3 separate regions of the Mus musculus genome follow, and regions 2 and 3 are each linked to region 1. A link is a loop called in an ENCODE intact Hi-C map of the cell type or tissue named here. Cell type or tissue: left cerebral cortex. All regions are shown on one strand.

Evidence for each region. Peaks named below come from ENCODE experiments on the same cell type or tissue, not always from the same donor. Only the 100,000 strongest peaks of a DNase experiment are listed, where the experiment ranks them.
Region 2: a loop joins it to region 1, with 6 times the contacts of the local background. A loop is called at or near these places in 15 of 42 quality-filtered maps.
Region 3: it touches region 1 in a loop (4-fold over the local background); 31 of 42 quality-filtered maps call a loop at or near these places.

The regions. Positions count from the first base shown.
Region 1 is chr17:12,114,242-12,122,241 of GRCm38, forward strand. It overlaps Agpat4 (1-acylglycerol-3-phosphate O-acyltransferase 4 (lysophosphatidic acid acyltransferase, delta)), which reads left to right and starts at 5,043. Exons shown (of 9, transcript NM_026644.2): 1 at 5,043-5,174. In left cerebral cortex, CTCF peaks have their summits at 3,387 (motif pointing left) and 6,229; DNase peaks (open chromatin) are centred at 4,076, 4,537, 5,000, 5,596 and 1 more place; H3K4me3 peaks cover 2,966 bases; H3K27ac peaks cover 1,900 bases.
Region 2 is chr17:12,035,967-12,043,966 of GRCm38, forward strand. The region is part of intron 10 of Prkn (parkin RBR E3 ubiquitin protein ligase); the gene reads left to right. Among named protein-coding and RNA genes, the nearest start is that of Gm46604, 8.6 kb to the left of the region's middle. In left cerebral cortex, CTCF peaks have their summits at 431 (motif pointing right) and 3,407 (motif pointing right); DNase peaks (open chromatin) are centred at 432, 1,324, 2,738, 3,398 and 2 more places.
Region 3 is chr17:12,207,195-12,215,194 of GRCm38, forward strand. Agpat4 (1-acylglycerol-3-phosphate O-acyltransferase 4 (lysophosphatidic acid acyltransferase, delta)) reads left to right here. Exons shown (of 9, transcript NM_026644.2): 4 at 3,017-3,178; 5 at 3,445-3,598; 6 at 6,261-6,363. Among named protein-coding and RNA genes, the nearest start is that of Gm46605, 54 kb to the right of the region's middle. In left cerebral cortex, a CTCF peak has its summit at 3,730 (motif pointing left); DNase peaks (open chromatin) are centred at 3,110, 3,711, 4,918, 5,352 and 2 more places; H3K27ac peaks cover 1,713 bases.

The DNA of each region.
Region 1 (8,000 bases):
GCATTTGCCTAGTATAAAGAAGGCCTTGAGTTTAAACCATCTCTCCAGCCTCATGCTTTCTTTCTTTCTTTCTTTCTTTCTTTCTTTCTTTCTTTCTTTCTTTCTTTCTTTCTTTCTTTCTTCCTTTCTTTCCTTCCTTTCCTCTTTCTTTCTTTCTTTCTTTCTTTCTTTCTTTCTTTCTTTCTTTCTTTCTTTCTTTCTTTCTTTCTTTCTGATCAAAGTCATACATGTATGTTGCAGAAAGAGCACATAAGGCAATAAATATAAGACAGCAAATGAGAGGCTGCTATGTCCCCGGGGAGAGGTTGTCTTGAGCTGTCCAGTGGCCTTTGCATGTGTCACTCTGGTTTCCCTGGACTCCCATGGCAAATGGCCACATACCATGTGTTGTAAAACATGAGCAGTGTTGCTCCCAGTGACCAGAAGACTGGACCTGAGGCGTCAACAGGACTGGCCACCCGGAAGCCCCAAAGAATAGTTTCTCCTGGTATCTCCCCAGCTTTTGGTGGTGTTGGTGGGACTTGGTGTCTCTTGAGTGTTGCTTTCAACAATCCAGTCTGCCTCTGTCTTTGCTTGTGTTAGGTTTTTCCTATTCTTATAAACTCATTGATTCTAGGGTCCATTCTAATCCCCGGAACTCTCTCTTTTGCACCCCCAGAGTACAAATGATAGACCCTACACTTTGTACCTCTGAGCTCCACTTTGAGCCTCATCCTGGCTGATCACATTGTCAGAAAGCCTGTTTCTAAATAAGGTCATATTTTGGGGTTCTGGCTAAACATGAATGTGGGGTGATATTTACTGAACTACATACTACACACAGTATGGTTTATATTTTTATAGTTGTTATAGAGAAGTCATGAGAGTCTGATTGTCAACTTGACAGAACTAGAATCACCGAGGGGACAGCCTCTGGGCATGTTTGGGAGGGACTTTCTAGATAAAGGTTAAAAGGTGTTCCTGTTGCTGTGACAACAGAATACCCTGACAGGGGGCTAGACAATGCAACATGGTGGTTTGAATAAGAATGCCTCCCATACGTGAATGCTTAGGCATTGGGGAGTGGCACTACTTGAGAAGGATCAGAAGGTGTGGCCTAGTTGGTGTAGGTGTGGCCTTATTGGAGGAAATTTGTCACAGGGAGTTGGGCTTTGAGGTTTCAAAAGCCCAAGCCAGGCCCAGTGCTACTCTGCTTCCTATAGATCCAGATGTAGTTCTCAGCTACTACTCCAGCACCTCTCCTGCAAGCCAGCCTGCATCTCACCATGGTGACAATGGACTAAACCTCTGAACCTGTAAGCCAGCCCCAATTAAATGCTCTCCCTTGGTCATGGTCTCTTCATAGCAATAGAACACTGACTAAGACAGAAGCACTCACTACTCCTGCCGAGGACCTGAGCTCAATTCCAGCAGCCATGCATGCCAGACAACTCAAACCACCCAGTTCCTGCTCCAGGGGAACTTATGCTGTTGTGTGCATATGCTTACACAGATACATGCATGTACACACACACACACATATGTACACACAGAGATATATTCATACACACTCATACACATATACAGATATGTGCACAAACACACTCACACTGATACATCCACACACAGATACATCCACACATGCATTCACACATGTGTGCACACACAGGCATACTCACATAGATCCATGCACACAGAGACACAGATGCACACATACACTCATACATACATACACACACACACACACACACACACACACACACACAAAATCTTTTTTTAAAATACCCAGACAAAAGCTACTTAAGAAGGAAGGACTTACTTCTTTTACATAACATGTGTGGGGGGCTGTGGGGGGGGTGTAGTGTGTGGGGGGTGTTTTGCCCACATGCATGTATGTACTGGGTGCCCTCAGAGGCTAGAGGAGGGCTTTAGATCCCTTGCAACTGGTGGACAGTTTTCAACTACAAGCCACGGTACTTCTCACCACTATGATAATGAACTAAAGTCCTGACACTAAGCCATTTTGGGTGCTGAGAATCGACTCTGGAAGAGCAATCAGTGTTCTTGACTGATGAGGCATCTCTCCAGGTCCTGAGCATAAAACTTAAAAAAAAATTATTTTATATATACATTATAAAGGAACTGAAAGTTAATGTTATACACCATTGAATAATTAGCATGTCTGCACTTTGATAGTGACCGCGTACAAGAGGGAGGTGTCACACAAAAGCTCTAGTTGTTCTGGATTTTGGAAACTTTAGGATTTTTAGGTTAGGGATTGTCAGCCTGAATTGTCTTCTTTGCAATAATTCTTGCTGTCATGATGGAAATAGCGCCCCATCCCCCTTAGAGTCTGAAATGAAGGAAGAGACTCTGCTGACCACTCCGCCCTCTTCCCTTTGCCTGTTCTTTGACCAAGGTGGAGCCCCTATCCACTGGAGACCTTGTGTCCATGCAGTATCACGATTGTTTACACGTCTCTTTCCCTTCTGAGATTGAGTGCTACCCCATTTGTTTTTGTGGCTTGGATTCCCAAGAGATATTTGCTGAGCTGAACTGTTAGATTATGACAGAAATGTTTATAACCCTCTGTGAATATAGACACAGGAGGCAGAGTCTAATTGCGACTCTTAAATAAAACGCCTAGAATTCAACCCACCAATACCTTCCCATCCCTCAGATAGGTTTCTAAGATCATGAGCTCTTAGCAATATTGGCTAACAGACAAGGCCTTAGCAATAGTAAGGATCAGAATTGAATCGTAATAATGAAATAAAAACATTAAATATTGAGCTTGGGGCAAGAGCTGCAATTGTCAAATTTTTAATTTCCTGCTGTTTTTACCAAAATCACTCACTGTAACTATAATCAGTGTAATGTAAATTTATGGAAGACTCAGATATTATTGTTATTGTTTGTTTGTTTGTTTGTTTGTTTGTTTGTTTGTTTTTTGAGATGGTTTTTCTGTATAATCCTGGCTGTCCTGGAACTAGTTTGTTTGTTTTTTGAGATGGTTTTTCTGTACAATCCTGGCTGTCCTGGAACTAGCTCTGTAGATCAGGCTGGTCTGAAACTCAGAGATCCATCCACCTGTCTCTGCCTTCTGAGCGCTGAGACTCCAGGCATGTTCCACAACATCCAGCAACAAGTCTCAAATTCTAAAATTAAATTTCCACCCAAAATGCCACTATGAAAAAAAAATTAACTATCTGGAAAGTATTTTTGGAAAACTCATTGATTCCCGTCAACAATAAAATCACAAAATATGGGCTGGTGAGATGGCTCAGCGGTTAAGAGCACTGGCTACTCTTCCAAAGGTCCTGAGTTCAAATCCCAGCAACCACATGGTGGCTCACAACCATCTCTAATGAAATCTGATGCCCTCTTCTGGAGTGTGGAAGACAGCTACAGTGTACTCACATATAATAAATAAATAAATCTTAAAAAAAATAAATAAAATGGTATGGTCAATGTTTAAAAAAAGTCACAAAATATAACTTGAAAAGTTATAAGAGAGAATTTTACTGGGGAGAGGGGGTGCTGAGACCATTTCTCTATGTGGCCAGAGGGGATTGAATGTTCTAGAAGCTAGAGTTAACAAGAACAAGAACTTAAATATTACATTGGATTCCAAGAACAAAAATTCGGAGTAATTTATGTTATGTGTGTGTGTGTGTGTGTGTGTGTGTGTGTGTGTGTATATGCGTGCGCGCGTGTGTACTTATGTGAGTTTATGTGCACCACATTCATGCAGGTGCCCCTGGCCAACATCAGAGAGTGATGGATTCCGTAGAGTTAAAGGCAATTGTGAGCTGCCAGGTGCCTGAAACTGAACCCTGACTTATTCAAGAGCGGTAAGCACTCTTAAACCCGGAGCCACCTCATCTCTCCAGTACTTATAGGAAACTCTTTACTAACAACTTTTATAGCCCTTGCTAGCCGTTCAAGTTAATTTTTACACCCCACAAATGGGCTTTCGGTTTGGATTCTTCCTTATGCCCTCCACCCTCACTCCATTTGGCTTTGCTCCTCTCACATTCTAGATGATCTTCAGGATGTCAAAGTCCAAACCCTTTTCCTGCTTCTTGAGTACCTTCTTCTTGGCTCCTGTCTGCAGGGCAAGCTATTTGCCGTGCTTCTGCAGCCTGGAGGAGGAACTTCTCAGTACTGCTCGCGCTAGAAAGTAGAGCGACCACGGGGCATTCTTTCTGTAAATATGTAAACATCTGCGACAGTGTCTTGAACAGCCCGTATTTGAAGGGCACTTTAGGCACCCAGAGATTGAATTCACCTTTCCAGGAATGTCACAGACCTGGCCTTTGCGCACTTCCAACACCGCCCCCCCCCCGCCCCCTTAAAGTTTCAGGACTCTGTTCGGTTAATCTGCTCAGACCCTTGCTAACTTAACAAGAGTGTAAATGTCATGTGCATGTGTGTGTTGCCTGCTTGTGCGCACTAGCATGAGTAGGCAGTCCTGGCACCCGCTGGCACCCAGCTTTGGAAGGAGAGCATCCATCCACAGGAGCTCCGGGCATCCTAGGTCTGTTGGTCCTAGTCTCGGGAACGCTGGGCGTGATCTTGGAAGGGGCTTCCGGGCTGGCGGAGTGGTGGCCAGGAGAGGTGAGCAAGGCACTAGAGTGCGCGGGCTTCAGCTTTCATCCTGTTTTCCCCCCACCCCCACCCCCAAACGAAATGGCACAGGGGACTTGGGGCGTGGGGGGGGGGGCAATTTCCAGGGCAGGAGGCCGAGGTTTCTCAGGCTGTTTGCACGGGGATGCAACAGGGCTCTTGAGCTGGGCGAGTGGCGGCAGGCCACTGGGATGGCTTTGTTATCCACGCGGGTGACTACTCGATCCCAATCCCCATCTGGCTCCAACAGGAGGCCGAGCTGGACACTTCTTTACACTCATTGGAAGGAGAGGGTGACTCATGTTACACGGGGTCCGAGCTTCCCTCCCAGTAGCTGCTAAGTCGTAGCTTTAAAAGGAAGTGACATGGGTGGGGAGAGACGTCAGCCGAGGACCACCTTTTTTTCCCTTCCCGAAGGGTCCACCCCTTTGGGTGGAGTCTCGCTTTTTCTTTCCAGTGTTGGCTGACTTACAGCTTCTCTAAAGTAGAGGCAGTTTCTGAACCTCAGGCTCCTGCCTCGCAGTTCTGGCTTGTGAGCACCAATGCAAAGAACTGCCCGGAGCGAGGTAGGTGGTGTTGGTACGATTACCAGGCACCTTCTCCTGGGGTGTGGCGTGTGATGATCGGATGCCCTTCTCTGGCAGGGGTCCCTCTGCTCGGCTGGTTTCCTAGTACTTTGGAAGGGATAGGCTCGGAGCGGGATGCTGGTGGGGTTGGAGCGAATGATGCGGGGGTGGGGGTGGGGGCAGAGGGAGGAGCACCGGGGCTCCGCGACCACTGCTTTGTGCCAGATTGTGAGGAGCTTTCTGGGGGCTCTGCGAGCAGCCCTCCCAGGGTGGAAGCATTTTCTTGGCTACCGTGAAGGTGTAGCGATGGCTCCTGTTACATATACGGGCTCTCTTTTCGTGCAACACGTTCTTCTGTCTCTGGTGTTTCTATGACAACCACAAAAATATACTCCACAAAAATACAGTCCCAATCTAAATTGATTTATTTGTATTTCCTTCCTGGGCTTGGCCTGGCTGGGCCTCGCTGGAACGCAACGTGACTCTGTAGATACCCCCTCCTCTCGTTTTCATTTTGGTTTTTCCCTATCGCAGGAGGGCTGGGGGAGGGGAGTTGTCAAGGAAACAGGCATTTGTAATCACCGCTTTATTTACTTAAATTTAAGCTTCTGGGTTCTCCATCATATGTCGGGATTTTTAAAGGGAGTTCTTTTATGTTTTTGAAGCTTTCCAGTATTAAGGGCAGCTTTTAGAAACTTAACTAATTTCTTAAGACATGATATTGAACAAACTAAGAGGGGCAGGGGGATTTAACTCTTTATAGGAGGATACTGCATTGAAATAAAGTGTTGCAAAGTACCTGATAATTCACACTGGTAAATATGTTATCAGCTGTTCAGGCTCACCCACAAGTCTAAACATGTATAAAACGAGTCTTGGCTCTATTCTGAACTTCATTTAGCCACAAATCAAAGTTCAGTTAGCATAAGAAATGCTAACTACCCAGCTGGGTCTCTAGGGTATTGTTCTGTGGTGCTCTCACCTGGATTACCCAGTGTTTACCCTCTAGTCTTTCCAAACCTGGCACGGATCTGCTCATCTGAAGTTATCACTCAGCATCTCCTACTGGGGGGAAAAAGTTATCTCAAGAGGAGGGAAACGTAGTGTGGATGTGTGCATGTGTGTCTCTGTATATCGGGGGTGGGTGGGTAAGGTTCCTTTTGAGAAAAACAATTAAGACTCCCAAGTTAGAGGTATGATATCCTTCTGGTGCAACGTAGGGAGGAAAAAACAAACCTTCAGAAGAAAACTAAGACACGAGAGGAAATTATCACCTACCCAGTAATAAGCAGAGGTGGACAAAACTTGATACAAATAATTCATTGCTTAGAAGGCAGGCCCATTAGTGGTTTTGGGTGCTGCTTATATTCAGTACCTCTGAAGCAAGCCTGATAATGGACCCTCTTCTAATGTGCATGCCCAGTACCAGAATTCCTTCCTTATTGGTACCAATATAGAGTCCTGTATTACTGAGATTATCTGTGGTAAGAATTTAAAAGGCCTCAGGTTACTTTCAGGTTATTAAAGCCCAATCATAGCTTGGAACCCTAGCCTCTTGGCTACGTGGAAGCGGGAAGAACCAGTAGTTTCTAGAATGTTCTTTATCTCACTACTGTTATTTATCTCGGTCTTAAAAACTGACCATAGTTCCAGAGATTTTAAGCATTTCAGATACAAAAGTTCTCTACAAATGGGAGCTAAAGAACAGGGCACAAAATTAGAGGGCTGGGGTTGTTGCTTGGTAGTAGAAAACTTGCCTAACGTCCCTAGAAACCCTCAAAACAAACAAATCTAACTAGAGAAAAAAATGGAGTTAAAGACAAGAGAATTAGGTGAGGGGTACAGAACATTAAAAAAACGTACTCAGAATAATGATTCAACTTTCATTTTGCCAAACTTACTTTAGCATTCTGCCGGACAAGACAATGGACTTATCGTCCGACCTTCCAAAGCATGAGAGTAGTGGGCTTGTCTCAGCATGTCACTCAGAAAGTTTCCAGACCCAAACCCAATGCAAAAAGAAAGTAGTAAATAACCAAACAGACCAGACCCCTCTCAGCTATCCAGAGAAAGAGTGACTTGTTTAACCTGTGGGAGACAGCTGGAGCTGGGTGGAAACAAAGTACCCCAAGGTGACTCAGAAGGCCAGGCTATGTCATGACTTTGACTGTAGCTTGGATGCTCGCGAGGGCAGAGAAGGAGGGAGCCATCTTAGTCATTCCAGTCCTTGCCTTAAATCATGGCTACTCAGAGAGGAGTTGGTTAAGGCCACCCTTTCTGTTCTGCTGTGTTCTGAAGGGAGGTCTGGTGGGCAGGGAAAGAGGCGTGCCTATTTCTGAGTGACTCTTGATTTACTGATGAAGTACATGGCTAAGCCTCGCTTAGTAATATTCTGCCATTTGGAGAACTCAGATGAGTCCAGTTTAGCATTGGAAAACTAGCCTTAGACTCTGAAATTCGGTTTCCAGTGAGTTCTCGAGAAAGCAAGCATTCTGCCAGGGCTGTGGGAAAGAGGGTTTCTGCTTGGGGCCGGTGTGTGTGTGTGTGTGTGTGTGTGTGTGTGTGTGTGTGTGTGTGTGTTAGTTTGTATTTTGTAGTTATTGTGTGTCCACTATGTGTCAGAACAACTCAGTTAAGCAGTTACAGTTTTAAACCACCTTGGGGGAAGGTATTAAGAGATTTCAAAGACTAGCCAATCTGTTTTTCTCTCCTAATGGCAAAATAAAAGGAAATGCCATGTGAGAATGGTTTATGTTGAACCCCCCCCCCCCCCCCCAGAATGCATTCTTGCATCGCAAAGATTTCTTGCCTATTTGCTCTTTTTTT
Region 2 (8,000 bases), 78 kb before region 1:
TAGGATATCCAAGGCTATACAGAGAAACCCTGTCTGGAAAAAACAGAAAATAAATAAATAAATAAATAAATAAATAAATATTTAAAAGATCCAGTGTTTCAAACCATATGTAGTGGCTTACATCAGGACACAGCCTGATTTTAATAATACTACACACATAAATAATTGATATCACACACATAATACACATAACATACCTCACACCACCCACACAGCCTACTTACTCTATACACATAGTACAAACACCACATACACGCATAGTATATGTACTCTACATATACATTATACTTACTCACCACACACAGACACAGACATACACACACAGAGACACACAGACACACACACACACAAAATGATTCCCACAGAAGAAAATTGTGCCCTGGCCTTCCTCTTCAGAGTGGCTGCAGAGTGCCCCTCTGGCCACCAGAGGGCGCTAAATCCTTAAGGGAAATGCTTATTTCCAACAAACCAGAAATCAAATTCCCTAGTTTGATGTTTAGACCAGGCATACGTTTGAAAGCTAAAAACTGGATTTTGGTTATCATTATCCCTTCATTCCTAGGCTGCTTAAAACCAGGTGTGTGGGGGCAACAACTACATGGGTGTGTTCCTGACCATTGGCTGCGTCGTTAACGGGTCAGCTACCTCCAAGTGTAAAGCGGCTCACCAAGCCATCTCAGGCTGTTGTGGAGCGTTCTATACCAGGAACATAATCAAGAATGAATGTGTCTTTCCACAAGGTGTCATGGATTTAACAACAGCATTTTGTCCCCTGATGATATACCATAAGCTCATTTGTTCTTTTAATTGTTTTATTGTTGCTGGTTTGGTTGGTTATTTTTCAAGACATGGTTTCTCTGGGTAGTCCTGGCTATCCTGGAACTCACTCTGTAGACAAGGCTGACCTCAAAGGAACTCAGAGACCCTCCTGCCTCTGCCTCCCCAGTGCTGGGACTAAGGGCATGCACCACCTGGCTTTTGTTTTGTTTTGTTTTATGACAGGGTCTCACTGTGTAGCTCTGGTTATCTTGAACTTGCTGTGTAGACTAACTCACAGAGATCCCCCTGCCTCTACCTCCTGAGTGCTGTTATTAAAGGTGTGTAGCACCATGCCTGTCTTAGGATGTTTTATTGCAATCTTAATTCCTAACAGGAACTTGCATCACCCAGCATGCAGGAAATCTACCTATCTCTGAGTATGTGGATGCACAGCATGGCTTACAGAATGAGTAGGAGTTAAAGAGGCTGCCTGGGAGCTCTGGTTACTGAAGTGGGGTGGTGAGCGTGCTGTATTGGTAAGATAACAACCGCAAGCCTACCGCAGAAGCTGAGTACAAAGATGAAGTCAGCTGCAGGGATGGAAGGAAAGGACTGGGTGTGGTCCACACGGGCAAGCAGGACAGGCAGAGCACAGGTAAGTAGGCTGTGTCAACAGTGGGGCACCAAGGTGAAATGAAGCCCCAAGGATAGTCCAGAGTTCTCTGTCCCACGGTCCTTAATGAATACTCTGGGTATTAGAGGCGTCTTAGTTAGGGATTTACTGCTGTGAACAGACACTAAGACCAAGGCAACTCTTATAAGGACAACATTTAATTGGGGCTGGCTTACAGGTTCAGAGGTCCAGCCCATTATCATCAAGACAGGAGTGTGGCAGTGTCCAGGCAGGCATGGTGCAGGAGGAGCTGAGAGTTCTACATCTTCATCCGAAAGCTGATAGCAGAATTCTGACTTCCAGGCAGCTAGGATGAGAGTCTTGAAACCCAAGCCCACAGTGACACACCTACTTCAACAAGGCCATGCCTACTCCAACAGGGCTACACCTTCTAATGTTGCCACTCCCTGGGGCCAAGCATATACACACCATCACAAGAGGATAGATGGCCCTGGGGCCCTTGCCATCCTGTATCCACGCTGTATGAGGTGGAGGCAAGGAGTTACACATTTTTCTTGGTCTGGCATGTATACCTGTTTCATTCTCAGACTTTGTTCCCAGATCAATATAATTTTTTCTTTTATTGAAAATAGATGTTTATTTCACACATCATATTCTAATTATGGTCTCCCCTACCCTACCCCTCCCAGTCCCTTCCTCGCCTCTCTCCTCCAGTCCGGATCCGAACCCTCTCTGTCTCATCTTAGAAAACAGACAGGCAGCCTGGTGGTGGTGGCACACGCCTTTAATCCCAGCACTTGGGAGGCAGAGACAGGCGGATTTCTGAGTTCAAGGCCAGCCTGGTCTACAGAGTGAGTTCCAGGACAGCCAGGACTATACAGAGAAACCCTGTCAGAAGACAGACAGGCAGGGCTGGAGAGATGGCTCAGTGGTTAAGAGCACTGACTCTTCTTCCAGAGGTCCCGAGTTCAATTCCCAGCAACCACATGGTGGCTCTCAACCATCGGTAATGGGTTCAGATGCCCTCTTCTGGTGTGTCTGAAGACAGCTACAGTGTACTTAGATATAATAATAAATAAGTCTTAAAAAAAAAAAAAGAACTCATGACCTTTGGAAGAGTAGTCAGTGCTCTTACCCACTGAGCCATCTCTCCAGCCCCCCTAACTTCATTTCTGTTGGCTCTCTACTACCGGGCATGGGGCAGCCTACCTTTAAGAGTGTTTTGTTTCCCCAGTGAGACTGCCTCAGAAAAGACGAATTTCTCATTTGTCAGTGGCCATCACTTGGAGATAGCTTCTGGGTAAGGCGTGGGAGTTTGTGTCTGCTTATCTCAGCTCTAGGGCTCATTCTGGCGCAGACCAATGCACGCTGCCCCTGTCTCTAAGTTTGTATGTGCACCACCAGCCCTACTGGGTCCCTGAAGCCCTGATTCCTTGGTGTCCTCCATCCCCTCTGGCTCCCACACTCAAGGGGAGAGATGTGATGGAGGGGTCCCTTGTAGGGCTGAGGATCCCCAGGTCTCTCACTCCGTGTATGGTCTGGCTGTGGGTCTCTGTTTGTTCCCGTCTGCTGCAGGGTAGGGGAGCATTTCTGATGATAACTAAGTAAGGTGTTGTCTGCTTCCCTGACCTGGGGGCTCGCAGGGAGTCCCTGGTATGATTTTAATACACCCATGTGCCCTAGTCTCAACTCTCCTACGGTTTTTGTACAACACGTTCCACCAATAGTAGAAAGAAAGGCTCTCATCTTCATCACCAAAAGTGCTGTTGCAAATTGCGTTGTAAAGTGTGTTTCTGGAAATCTGGAACACAGGCAGATTGTAGCACCAGTCCTCAGCCAGAAACTGTAAGTCCCCACCACCACCCTCTGATGGTTTTTTAATTCAAAATGTAGCATGCACTCATTCTTCCAAAATAATCGTGAGAACACACTGAAAATAACAAAGCTGAGCCCCACCAGTTTTGATCCGTTCAGTTCCTGAAAGGTGCTGTTCCACTGCTCACCAGCAGGGGGCGCGACACTCACAGCAGACGCCTGCAGCCTGGGAAGTTTGACTCAGCACTGGGAAGGGCTGTGCAGAGGGGAAGTTTTTGCCTCGGTGACCAGTGAGGGCCAGGCGTTGGATTACTTTGAGGAAGGTGAAATTTAAAAGCTACCGCTCACCGGAAGAGAACCTTCCTGGAGTATGCCAAGCATCTCAGTAATGCCTGGCTTTGACCCTTTTTTAGGATTAGAAGATATTTGTCCGATTTATTTTCTAACCCAGGCGGATTACAAATAAATTTTCTAAAATATGGGGAGAGCCCTTGTGTGGGTCTTCTCTACTTCTGGTAGCTTACACGCACATTAACAGCGTCTCCTAGCCGCTAATTTGAGCTGGAAAAGCCACTAATTTGCTTTTAAAAGCTTCATTGCGGGGGCTGGGGGTGGGGGGGGGGACACGACGGACGGGGACGGGGGACGAGGGAGTTGGGAGGGGCATTGATTTACCTGTATCTGTAAGAGGCCTTAAGACCTATCAAGGCCTCAACAGTCTTTACCATCACTGCAAATTCCCAGTCTTAACATCCCTGTCTCTATCTATACGCTAGAAATGAGGGTGACCATATCAACAGTACAACCAAAGGAGGAAACACAGACGAAGTCCGCAGTCCTCAGGGAGGGCTCAATCTGTGTGTGTGTCTCTCTCTCTCACTTCCTCCCAACAACAGTCACAGAGGCCAGTGGTGTTGTTATCACACTTCTGCAGGTGAGAGGAGCCCAAGGTCATTAGCAAAGGGTGAATGAAAGCCAGGCACAGGAGCTGAGGACTGGTGAGATGGCTCAGAGGTTAAGAGCACTGAATCCTCCTCCAGAGGACCTGAGTTCAAATCCCATAGCTACAGTGTAAGAAAGCAAGCAAGCCAGTCAGGCATGACCCTCCCAAGGCAGCTCCTAGCCATAACTCATGATGTAGACACTCAAATCGGCCACTGGTAGGTCCCTAGGGTTGCACAAGAAAGCATCTGTCCCTTTTTGGGTCATAAGTTGTCTTTTACATGCTGACACTCCACCTCTTTCTATACCTAGATATTTATACAAAAACCTATACCTAGGTATATAGGCACATGTAAAGAAATTTTGGTATAGAAAGGGGCATATACAGAAAGGTATATACATGAGAGAGATGTATTTATTTATTTACCATAGAAGAAATTCTATTGTTTTTTTCAGGTATAAAATATGTAAGAAAACTCGTTTCTCCCACGTTAGCTCATCTCCACTGTGTGGGCGGGGGCACACACATACACACACTCACACACACACTTCTAATTAGCTGCCTTGTCATGCAGCCCCTCTGTGACCCACGCTTCATATTCTGTGTGGACCTGAGACAGTGCTGAGTCACAAGACTGTCTGCTCCTAGCAACAGAACACCAGTTCTTGCTTTACAGCTTGGTGGCAGGGGACTGTACGCTGGGGAGAGGAGAATACTACCCTACTCACAGTGTTATTCCCCACACAAACAAGACTCCAGAAGGAGGATACTAACATCCAAGCCTCTTGCCCCTCACAACACAAGCAGCATGGTTTAAGGATTCTGTTTCGTGTACCCTAGTACAGACCCACCCACCGAATATGAACCTCTAGGGTGTGAGCACATAGCCCTGCATTATCTAAAAGCAGCCAGCCTCTGGTTGAGACCAGTCCAGAAGGATTTTTGTTTTGTTTTATTTCATTTGTTTTTGTTTTGTATTGTTTTTATTTTGAGACAGGGTTTCTCTGTGTAGCCCTGGCTGCCCCAGAACTAACTCTGTAGACCAGGCTGGTCTCAAACTTAGAGATCCTCCTGCTTCTGCCTCCTGAGTGCTGGGATCAAAGGTGTGCGCCACCACATTGGCATTGACCGTGGCTCAGGATGCAAAGCAAAGATGTGTCCACCTCTGTGGGAATTCCCCGGGCATGCTAGCATGTGCGTGGAAACTTCTCTCAGTGTCATGGGAGCAGCAGCAGAAATGGAATCCCAAACGCTCTATGGCTCCTACTGACCAGGGTGGAGAGAACAAAGACTGGCTGTAACATGAGAGAGTTCAGGAGGACCCTTTGGGGTGACTCTTGCTGAAGAGAAAGGTAGGCATGTGGTAGATACAGCAGAACAACCAGGCATGATAAGGTAGGAAAGGATGCTGAGTCTGGCAGTCCACTTGTGTACCTGTTCTGGAGAGTTTCTGAAGGTTAGGCCAAGTCAAGAGCCAACTGAGGACAAGTGGTAGGAATGTGTGTGCCTGTCATTGTCCTAGTATCCCAAGAAGGAGGACAGATGGTGCCTAGAGGCCAGGGCGAGTATCAGAGCCTTCCACATTTATGATCCTGGAGAAACTATCTGCCCATTTAAATTAGTATGAAGACCTACTTTGTTCGATGAGATGAATTCTTCAAATTATAGTCTGTCATAGTCAACAGGGTTTCTATGACAAAGTGCCAGAGACCGTGCCATTTATAAACAACACAAGTTTACCCTCACAGCCTAGGGATTGGAAATAAGGGCTCCAGCACGGCTGGAGTCTGGTGAGGACCCTCTGTCAGGTCACAGAGCACTGAATTGTCTCTGTTCTTACAAATCGGGAGAGCTGTCTGGGCCCCTTCTATAGGGGGATGGCTCCTGCTCACGAGGGCTCATGAGGGCTGCCTCAAAGGCCCCATCATACACCATCCAACCGGGGCTTCAGATTTCAACACGTGAATTTTGTACAGTCTATAAAGGAAGAGGTATCAAAGTCTGGCCGTGGAAAAGAAGTAAAGTAGAAGTTGCCCTTGGCAACCTTTTTCCTCTTCCATCCCAAGGGCCAGAGCCATCTTGGTCCTTCCCATTCCTGTGAGCCACTGACAAACCCAATAACTCTCTTCACTCTGCCATGGAAATGGCCACATGGGCAGTCGGTTACCCCTGTCACGTGTTAAGTTTACACCATGCTAATAGGAAGAGGTCTGGCTGGGGAGATGGCAGGTCCCCTAGCTGGGAAATCCTCAAGAGTACTTGGTCAGCCTTCAAGTCACATGCACTAAATCCTATGTATCATAGGACCAGAAATTGGTATTTTGACAGGAAAAAAAAAATGCTTTCTTCTCCCCTACCCCATAACCCCCTCCCCACCTATCCGCCCCCAAATACCAAAGCACGTTATTGTAAATTGGCAGTACGGTTTCTGGAAGGCAAGGCTCTGCCCCATCTCTCAGGCTAAGCACAGACGATTCTTCATCATATTAAACATTTTGTTCACTTGGCTTAATCCGGCTAAGTGCAATAAACCCTCACATGTGCGCACACACCCTGAGCCGGAGACTTTGATGCCAGGGTGTTGTGTCAGAGACTCATTACAAAGCCTCCACACAAGCTGGTTCATCTCAGTATCTCCGAGGCCGATCAGCGCCGCCCATGTTCCTGCACACTGTGATTAGCTAAGCCAATTAGAATGCGTGCAGACAGACGGGGGTGTGGGGAAGCCTGAGATTGCAGTTGACAGTTGCGCACACATGCATACTGTCATTTGTAAGTGACCCAGGGAATTGCTTGTGGCATCTGTATTTGGTTTGTTTGTTTGTTTTAAGCAACATGCAAAGTTAATAGACTTCATTATAGCATTTTCTCCCAGTCTGATTTTTTTTTTTTTTTAGATCCTCCATCTCCCTCCACTCCGCCCTCATCCTTCCTGCCCTGCCCTGTTCCCTTTCAGGACACCTGCTCTCTTACCTTCCCTGTTCCTCAGAACCTCCCCACCACCCACACCCATTCCCGTACCAACTCTGCCCTGTCCCCGTGGCTTCTTCTCCAGCCTGGCCTGTTTGGAGATCTGTGCACCTGTTGTGTTTGGCCATCCTTCAGTGGGTTTTGGAAATTCTACTACAATTTAACTGGAGACGTTGTCTGTTCCTTTTGACGTCCATGTTTTGGGTCCTTTGCTTTGGTCTCTTAGATCTCTTACATGCATGGCTCATGCTTGTTTTTATTTATATGTGCATAACTGTTCCTGTCCTGACTTTGTCCTCCATCTCTGATTTTTTTTTTTTCTTCTCCCATGTGGTCTTACCTGTTAACTTTGTAGTGTTATTTATTTGATGGATTTCTTCTCTCGTTTCCAGAATTTTTACTTGGGGTCTTATCAGTGTCTCGATTTCCAGTTGAGTTTTTCTTCAGCTGTGTTAGCTGGTTTTAGGTGAACTCAGTACAAGTTAGAGTTATCGGAGAGGAATGAAGGACCACGGAGAAGAAGCCTCCGTAAGACTGGTGTGTATGTATGTATGTGCTTGATTAATGATGTAGGAGGCCCCATCCCATGGGGAGCAGTGCCACCCACCCCTGCCAGTCAGGCTGAGCAAGCCATCAGGAGCAAGTCAGTAAGCAGCCCCCTCCATGGCTTCTGCATCAGCCCGTGCCTCCAGGATCCTGCCCTGTGTGAGTTCTTTTGGTTTTCATTTCATTTCATTTCGTTTTGTTTTGAGACTCGGTTTCCAGTCGGTAGCCCTGACTGTCCTGAAACTCACTCTATAGACCAGGCTGGCCTGGAACCCAGAGATCTGCCTGCCTCTGCCTCCTGAGTGCTGGGATTAAAGGCGTGCGTCACCACTG
Region 3 (8,000 bases), 93 kb after region 1:
TGGTTTCTGCCAGACCCTGGGGGTTTGGGTTTAGAGGACAGAAAGCCCTGGCTCCTAACCTGCAAACCTGACACTGGTTTGCATTTTTCACTTGGCAGGCTGCTGTCCTGGACCCAGAAGGGGTCTCATTTGCAGTCTGGTAGTGAGATGAGTTAAAAGCCACCAAATTTGAGGGTTAAGATGCCTGGAGCCCCATGCTATTTAAAGCAGTTTTTTGTTTTGCCATCTGGTCATACAATGCACTGTTTAGTTGAAGATGCTAAATTCTGGCTCAGAGAATGGCTGTGTTCCCCGAGAGATGGCCTCCCTAGCTGGGTGGGGCACCCATGGTAATGAACTTCTTAACCCTCATGCCCCCATATACCCTTAGCTTTCACCCCCTTTTCTCACCTCCAAAAAAAATCTCCAGAACTTTTTGATCTAAAAACTGGCCACGGTAGACACTTAATTCAGCACATGGTGGATATGGGTTACCCTATATTAATTTTAGGTTTTCCTAGATATATTTACATCTTACTGCCTTATTAATTTCCAGGATGTCAGTCAAGAATGAGTTAAACTTGTAAAGCCTCTTAGCATAGCCCCTCCCTCTCTCCCTCCATCCATTTCCTGTTTATGTAAGGTGAGAATTTTATATGGAGTGAATTTTATATTAATGGCTGTAAATTAAGGCTTGACTAATCCGATTTGTAGTTGGCCAGCCAACTGCATGCTCCCAGAGAGTGAACATTTTCAGCTCTATGGATCACATTGTCTGTATGACTACCATTCACCCATGATAGCAGCTGAATTGCTCCTGCATTCAGGTGAATGCTTACCCTGTACCAATAAAACTGCACTGAAACCCGTGGGCATCAGAGTGGCCCTTGCGCTCTGGTTTGCAGCTGTAGCTGTACTATTACATATTGTCAGATGTGTAGTATACCCTGTAGCCAATGAATGCTTTTACTGTGGGACCTTGAAGTGACTCTTGGTGACGTATGACAGTGATGGGAATAGACTCTTTTTTTTCCCTAGAGCTGAGGACCGCAAACCCAGGGCCTTGCGCTTGCACTGAGCTAAATCCCCAACCCCCGGGAATACAGACTCTTGAGTCACCTCTAGTTGAAGCCCTAGATTCTCACAACCCACTAGGGCAGCCTTCTCCACCAGCTACCAAAGGCCAAGTGCTAACACTCACTTGTGTCTCACAGGAGAACCACAAACAGGAAGTGCACCCAAGAATGCAGCTATGATTGATTGGCTGGGTGAGACTGACCACCCACCCAGCCCAGTAGCTGCCCTGGTAGACCCAACAGCACCTCTGTGGGTGGTAGTGTGGGTCATTCTGTAATTCCTGAGCACTCCATATGTAATTTTTGCAAGATCCAGTATAGAATCTTAAAAATAAGTTTTAACTTCCAGAAAGAAGAGCTTAATTTGCCCGTGGAAGTTTTGTGTTTGGATCCATTTGCTCTCATCAGAGATTAAAGTGAGGTCAGGCAGGAATGTCCCTTCCTGTTCCCTGGAGTCTGACGTCTAGTGTGGACACAGGGCAGTGAGCTACTAGGGTGGACTATGACCCCAAAGATGGTTTGGTTATCAGGGTGACAGGCACAAGAGTAAGATCATCTCTAATCAGGCAGTTTACTCCCTCATCTGAGACTTTAAAGTTACTCCATGCTGAGAAGAAAAAGCTGGGTGTAGATGTAGGTGAGGCCTCCTCAGAAGTTTACCTCAGGGCCCCAAGCATGATAGAAATGCTACGAGTCTTAGCCATGAAGACACTGAGTGGAAGATAGGAAAAGGGGAGAGAAGGGAGTGGGTGATGTGAAATGCCTGCTCTTCCCTTCAGGCAGCGAAGGCTTAGGACCTTAATAGACAGCTGTCAAAAAAGTGCTCAGCTGCCTACAACGGTCCACACTGCCGGTGTGGGTGGGTGAGCATCCATCTCAGTCAGGGAGCGTCTCAGTCGATTCCATAGTGGAGAGTAAAAATACGAATGGTGGCGGTGGTCAGGGTGCCGAGTGGGTAAAGGGCTTGCCAGGCAAGTATGGGACCTGAGTGTGTATCCCCATAACTTCCGTGCAGCTCAGGACACGTAGTGCGAGTGTCTGGAATTCTACTGCTCCTACGGGGAGGTGAGCAGTGGAGACTGGAGAGTCCCCAGACACTCGTGGGCCGTCTAACCTGGCACGTACAACCGACAAACAACAAGATGCTCTGCCTCAAACAATGTAGAAGGCAGGGACTGATACCTGGAGTTGTCCCCTGGCCTCCATGTGTCTGCATTCTGCATTCATGCACATGAATGTGCTCTCTCTCTCTCTCTCTCTTTCTCTCTCTCTCACACACAGAGAAAGAGAGAGAGAGACAGACACAGACAGACAGACAGACAAGTCCAGCAAAGTGAAAGTCATTTTGCATCTCCCTGACTCATTAGATTCCCAAGTTCCCCACCCCACCCCTGGTGCCCACACAGTGTGGTCATGGAGCAACTGTTGGAGACTAACCACAGCTACCCTGGCCTGAGGAGTTTGGCTATTTCCAGCCGCAGAGATGAATAAGAGCATCCATTTGAGCCAAGTTGATTTCCCAGCTTCCCCTGCTCCCCATGCCAGCTATGGGGCTCCTCAAACTCTGCTGGCCTCTGCTCGCTAGTCTGTCACGTCATGAATCTTGCTGGCCTTGCCTGTACGAACTCAGTGGCTTTGCTGATGGGTTGATCTGTGGGATGGTATTCTATAGACTTGCCAGACAGAACTTCAGGTTGGGCTTGGTGAACACACAGATGTCAATCATCTAGGAGGGCTGTGGTCCATGAGAGAGTATCCTCAAGCATCTGTGCACATCTGCAGACCCCTGTCCATGGAGCAGCCCACCCAGGGATGAGTCAATGCAGTGGGAAAGAGGAAGGACTCCAAGCCCAAAGGCTTTGGCTTTGTAGCCTTTGGTATGGCTGGCTATTCCTTCCCCATAAGAGCTCCAAGAGCCATGTCTCCTTCACAGATACCCTGAGGTGGTTCTTCTATTTCAGAACTCCAAAGTCCTGGCCAAGAAAGAACTGGCTTATGTCCCAATCATTGGCTGGATGTGGTACTTCGTGGAAATGATCTTTTGCACACGCAAGTGGGAGCAAGATCGGCAGACGGTTGCCAAGAGCCTGCTGCACCTCCGGGACTACCCAGAGAAGTATCTGGTACGTAGGCAAAAGAGCCGTGTGCTGTCTGGCTCCTGTGGAATTATGTGTGGCTACCACACATAGGAGTCACTTTAGGACTCTTCTGCGGGTGACCACTGAATTGAGTATGACCTGGAATGACATGTGACCTGAGGGCACTTTGGGGCTGACCTGGCGTCAAGTGTGACTATGAACTTCTTTGGCACTGTGGCCTCTGGTTGAGCTTGGGGTTGTGTGAGCGTGGGATCCTCCTGTGTGACCATTCATTATCTTTTGCTTTTCAGTTCCTGATCCACTGTGAGGGCACACGGTTCACAGAGAAGAAACACCAAATCAGCATGCAGGTGGCCCAAGCCAAGGGGCTGCCCAGCCTCAAACACCACCTGCTGCCGCGCACCAAAGGCTTTGCTATTACTGTGAAGTGCTTGCGAGATGTTGGTAAGGATGCTGGCTAAACAGGGGATCTTTGAGGCTAGGTGGGACCTGGGACAAGAGGCAGGTTCCAGTCTGGTTGGGCACCTCACGTTTCTGCATCCCAGTGAATACTTCCCTCTGCTGGTCAACGGCGGTACTGCACTGTGAGTGCAGAAGGTGCAGGCTCCCTGGAGGACCCCTGAGATGGCCTGGCCATGGAGCTGCAGTCTTTGAGGCCATCTCTTGCTTGTCTATTGCTGACAACCACCTGTAGATGATCTGACCTGTACTCTAGGGCAGCTGACCCATGAGTCTGGAGTCTTAAGCCAGTGTAGATAAAAAGCAGAAGGCAGCAGTGGTCAGTTGCCACTGGCATTCTAACATGACTTCTTACATTTCCTTATTAACCTTTCTCTTCAGTTTAAAACATGTTTCTTGTTTTCATAGGTAAGCCCTTCCTCTCACATCTCTTACTCCCTGGGCCTTCGGCTCCAAAAGAGGCTTGACTTTTTACCTGGGCTGGATAGGACTTGACACTGCTTCAAGTGTGAAGGCACCACAGAGCTTGGGCAGGCCTTCCTAGAGCTTCATGTGTTGGGCATGCCAGGAAAATGCTTTATCCCAGAGGAAGAGGTGGGCCAAGCTGGCCCTACTCTGTTGCCAGAGGCAGGTCAGATGTGGCTTCTGGCTCCCTGCTACTAGCTTCTATAGCCTTGTCGTTATCTCTTGTGCGGGGGTCTTCCTTAGCCCCCATGGCAAGGATTTAACCAGGGCACCAAGGACATCAACAGGTTAAATATCTTCTGGGCTAGTGCCCACTTTAGGCATCAGAGCCCACCAATGACAGGAGAGTGGTTGGGCCTTTAAGGACAGTGCCTCTAGATACTCCTATAAGGCAGCATGGGGACCCTTTCCCATTGAGAAAGATAGTGGACCTACAGACCTGTAGCGGGGTTAGGCATCAGGGGAAAGAAACGGATGGTGATTTTATAACATTGAATTCGTGTTCTTCATATTTCCAAGTGATCCAGGGATGGTTTACAATTTCAGTGATTCCCCTGCTACTTTTACTAACATTAACTGCAGACGTCTAAAGCTGTCAGGCCCGGGTCAGGATCATATACATCATCGTTAGTACAGTGGGCTCCGCCTGCATGTGTAACTGGCATCTGTCACCTCAGCCCTGTGTGATGATGGCTTTGTAAGCTCACTCTCCAGAACACCTAAGTTTGGAAGATTGCGTGATGCAGCTAAGCAAACTTCCCACTGCTGGGAAAAGGCGGCTGTGGGCGCCACACCCAGCCGCACTGATTCCTGCCTTTCTCTGCTGCCATCTGTTTCCACCATGTTTTTACACATTCTACCCACTTGCTTCTGTCATTAAGTCATCCGTTCTTTGATCCAATAAGCATTTCTGGAGCCTGACCTGGGTCCCAGGGCTCCCGCAGCAAGGTTGGATGGAATGTGGAATATAGCGACGAGATAACTTGGAATGCGCTTATAGGATAAGTTACTGTTACAGGGGCTTTTAGGGCTCTCATTTGGGCTTTCATAGTAAAGAAATAGAGACATCTATATTAGAAGCCTGTTACCCTTTCTGCTGGGCGCAGTCTCCTGAGTTATCCATCCAGAGTCACTGTTAGCCTCCTTGCTCTGTTCCTCCCCCAGCTCCAGCCTCCAGCTCCTTATTCATCAAAAGCCATTCCTCCTTCCTGATTCAAAAAGGCTTATTAGCATAGTGGGCGAAGTTCCACAGCTTACTCACTCTGAACCAATCAGTAGCAGGACTACCCCACACATTAGCATAGGAGGTGAGGTCTCACAGCTTACTCACTCTGAATCAATCAGCATCAGGGTTACACCATATATACATCCGCGCGGAGAGCGTGGGTGATAGGTTTCCCAAGGAGTTACCACTGAATAGGACTATTAACTTGGCCACTACCTTTTCCCTCCAGGATTTAGATGTAACACTCTGACTTTGTGGCTGCTTCATTTTGGGAGGGCACAAAAATGCTCACAGAAAGGGTTACACTGGGCCTGCAGAGATGGCTTAGCTGATACGAGTGCTGACTGCACTTGCAGAGGACTGGAATTCAGTTCTCACTGTTATTACCTGGTGGCTCACAACTGCCTGTAAATCCAGCAACGGGGATGCGATGCTCTCTTCAGGTCTCATGTGTACATATGCCCACATAGACATGCACCCACATTGTTACAAAGTAAGTCTTTTATAAAAAAAGGAAAATGGTATTTGATAACTTTATAAATCATGGCTATCGTTCTATAACAGACACATCCTTAGATGAACCTAGGTCATCTCCTACCCATATTTGTTCAAATATCGGTATTTGTGACTACAGTAGGCTCTGCCTACTAGAAAGTTGCTTATTAGCATCCTTATCAGTATAGAATTGACAGTCATGACTGCTTTAAAGCCCACATGACCACAGGAATTACTCTGTTTCTATGACTCGCTTACAGTTGGCTTTCTGATTACAAAAGATGATACATGTTCAATGTAGAGTGGGTGAACAATCTAGAAAAACCCAAGGAAGAGGTCTCTATCATGCGTGTCATTGGTAGACAGGTTACGGCGTGTGTATGTCTTCCAGTGTGTGTGTGTGACTACCAAGCAGAACTGGCCTCACCTGCTATATACTACCTTGTTTGTCTTGTCTTATAGTCCCAGCTGTATATGACTGTACACTCAATTTCAGAAACAATGAAAACCCAACACTGCTGGGAGTCTTAAATGGAAAGAAATATCACGCTGACTGCTACGTTCGGTAAGCTGGCCCTGCTTCCTTCCTAGAAATGGGAGGGCTTGTTTCTAAGTGCTAAATGACAAGGAGTCCGCCTCCAGCAACGTCTGCTTGCCACTGAACTTCTCCCCAGTTATTTATATTATGAACTCAGGAGGCATAGCACACCTACTGCACACCCTGGAGAGGATGCCGTCCCTTCCAGCTCTTTCAAATCTGTTAACTGGCTTGGCTCAGTTTGTCTCGCTCCCCTCTCAGAGCTCTGGGCGGACAGACAGGAGGCCAGTACTCACTATCAGTCATTCTTTGTGGACACATTTCCTACAAAGATGGATCTGCTCTTTGCAAAGACAAGCCAATTTTTTTCTTTCTTTTCTGTTATTATTATTATTGCCTGCTTAATGGCTTACCCAATGCGCCCCTTGATCTCCAGAATGTCACCAAGACTAGTGGAATGACAATGGGAAGATGTAGCAGGCAGGAAGTCACGGGGCCATTTGCTCAACAACCTTATGCATTAAAATCCAGTCTGCGTTGGGTCAGGTGGCTCTGGTTCCCTATGCCGTAGTCATCTCGAAGGCCATCCAGGAGACCCTGAAACATCCTCATACAAGCAGACAGATGGTACAGAGCTTTCTGGGTAAAGAGACCTTCAGATGCCAAATCCCAGTACACCGTGATGAAATCACAACTCTGTCGAGTCACTCAAAATGTCTAAATATACAAACGCATTTGTGGACTGCCAGCCTGGGTTAACTCCCTGGAACTGCTTCCAGCTTTTCCACAAAATGAGGACGAAGCACCATCAACCACTGCCGCCCAAGAAACTCCTCAAGCCGACTTCCACCCCCTGCCCCTACTACCAGAGACAGAGTGGGTCCTTTCTCTCTGGAGTTTCTTTAACACTTGACAAGAGCTCCACTCAGCTGGATTCTTGTAGGGTACAAGATCGTTTGACATCCACAAGGGTTGGCGGGGGGGGGGGGGCAGGGTTAGTAACTGTAGTTTTCTGGAGTATATGTGGGAACTGGTGTAGAGTACATAGCCAACTATGATCCTTTCAAGTTCACCTACAAAGCCAGCAAGTGTTCATGGCCACCAGGGAAGGGTCCTTATGCTGCCCATCACACCTTTTTGTGTGTAGTAGCCCACTTAATACGACTGGGACATTCTAAGTAAATACTACAGTGCCATATAAAGAATTAACACATCTAGGGCACTACCGACCAGCACAGGCTTAAAAAGAGTAAAACTCCCTAAGGCCCAGCTAGTCAAGTGAAGCTCATTTCCTGGGCAGAGTAACTCAGAGGTCTCTATTCTGTCCAGATGCCCTTCTCACATGCCTGACCTTCCAGCACCTGCCTCAATGTGGCCGTGCCCCAGTGGAGGGCAAAGGAGCTGCGTGTGAGATGGTCCGCCATTACTGTTGCTCCTTGGTCGAAGAAAGTACTAGTGTGTTGTCCTGTATGCATGGATTCTGCACCTATCACAAAGAACACGGAGCAGCACTGTCCTCTCGGGTGGAAGCAGTGTTGGGTTTGGGGAGGTGGAAGGCGGAGAAAGGCAGACCCTCACTCCTGACAGTATCTCTCTGTCATTGACTTGACCCTTCTACTGGCCCATGGACTGCCCCCCTTGCCTCCTCCACAGGGTTTAGTCTG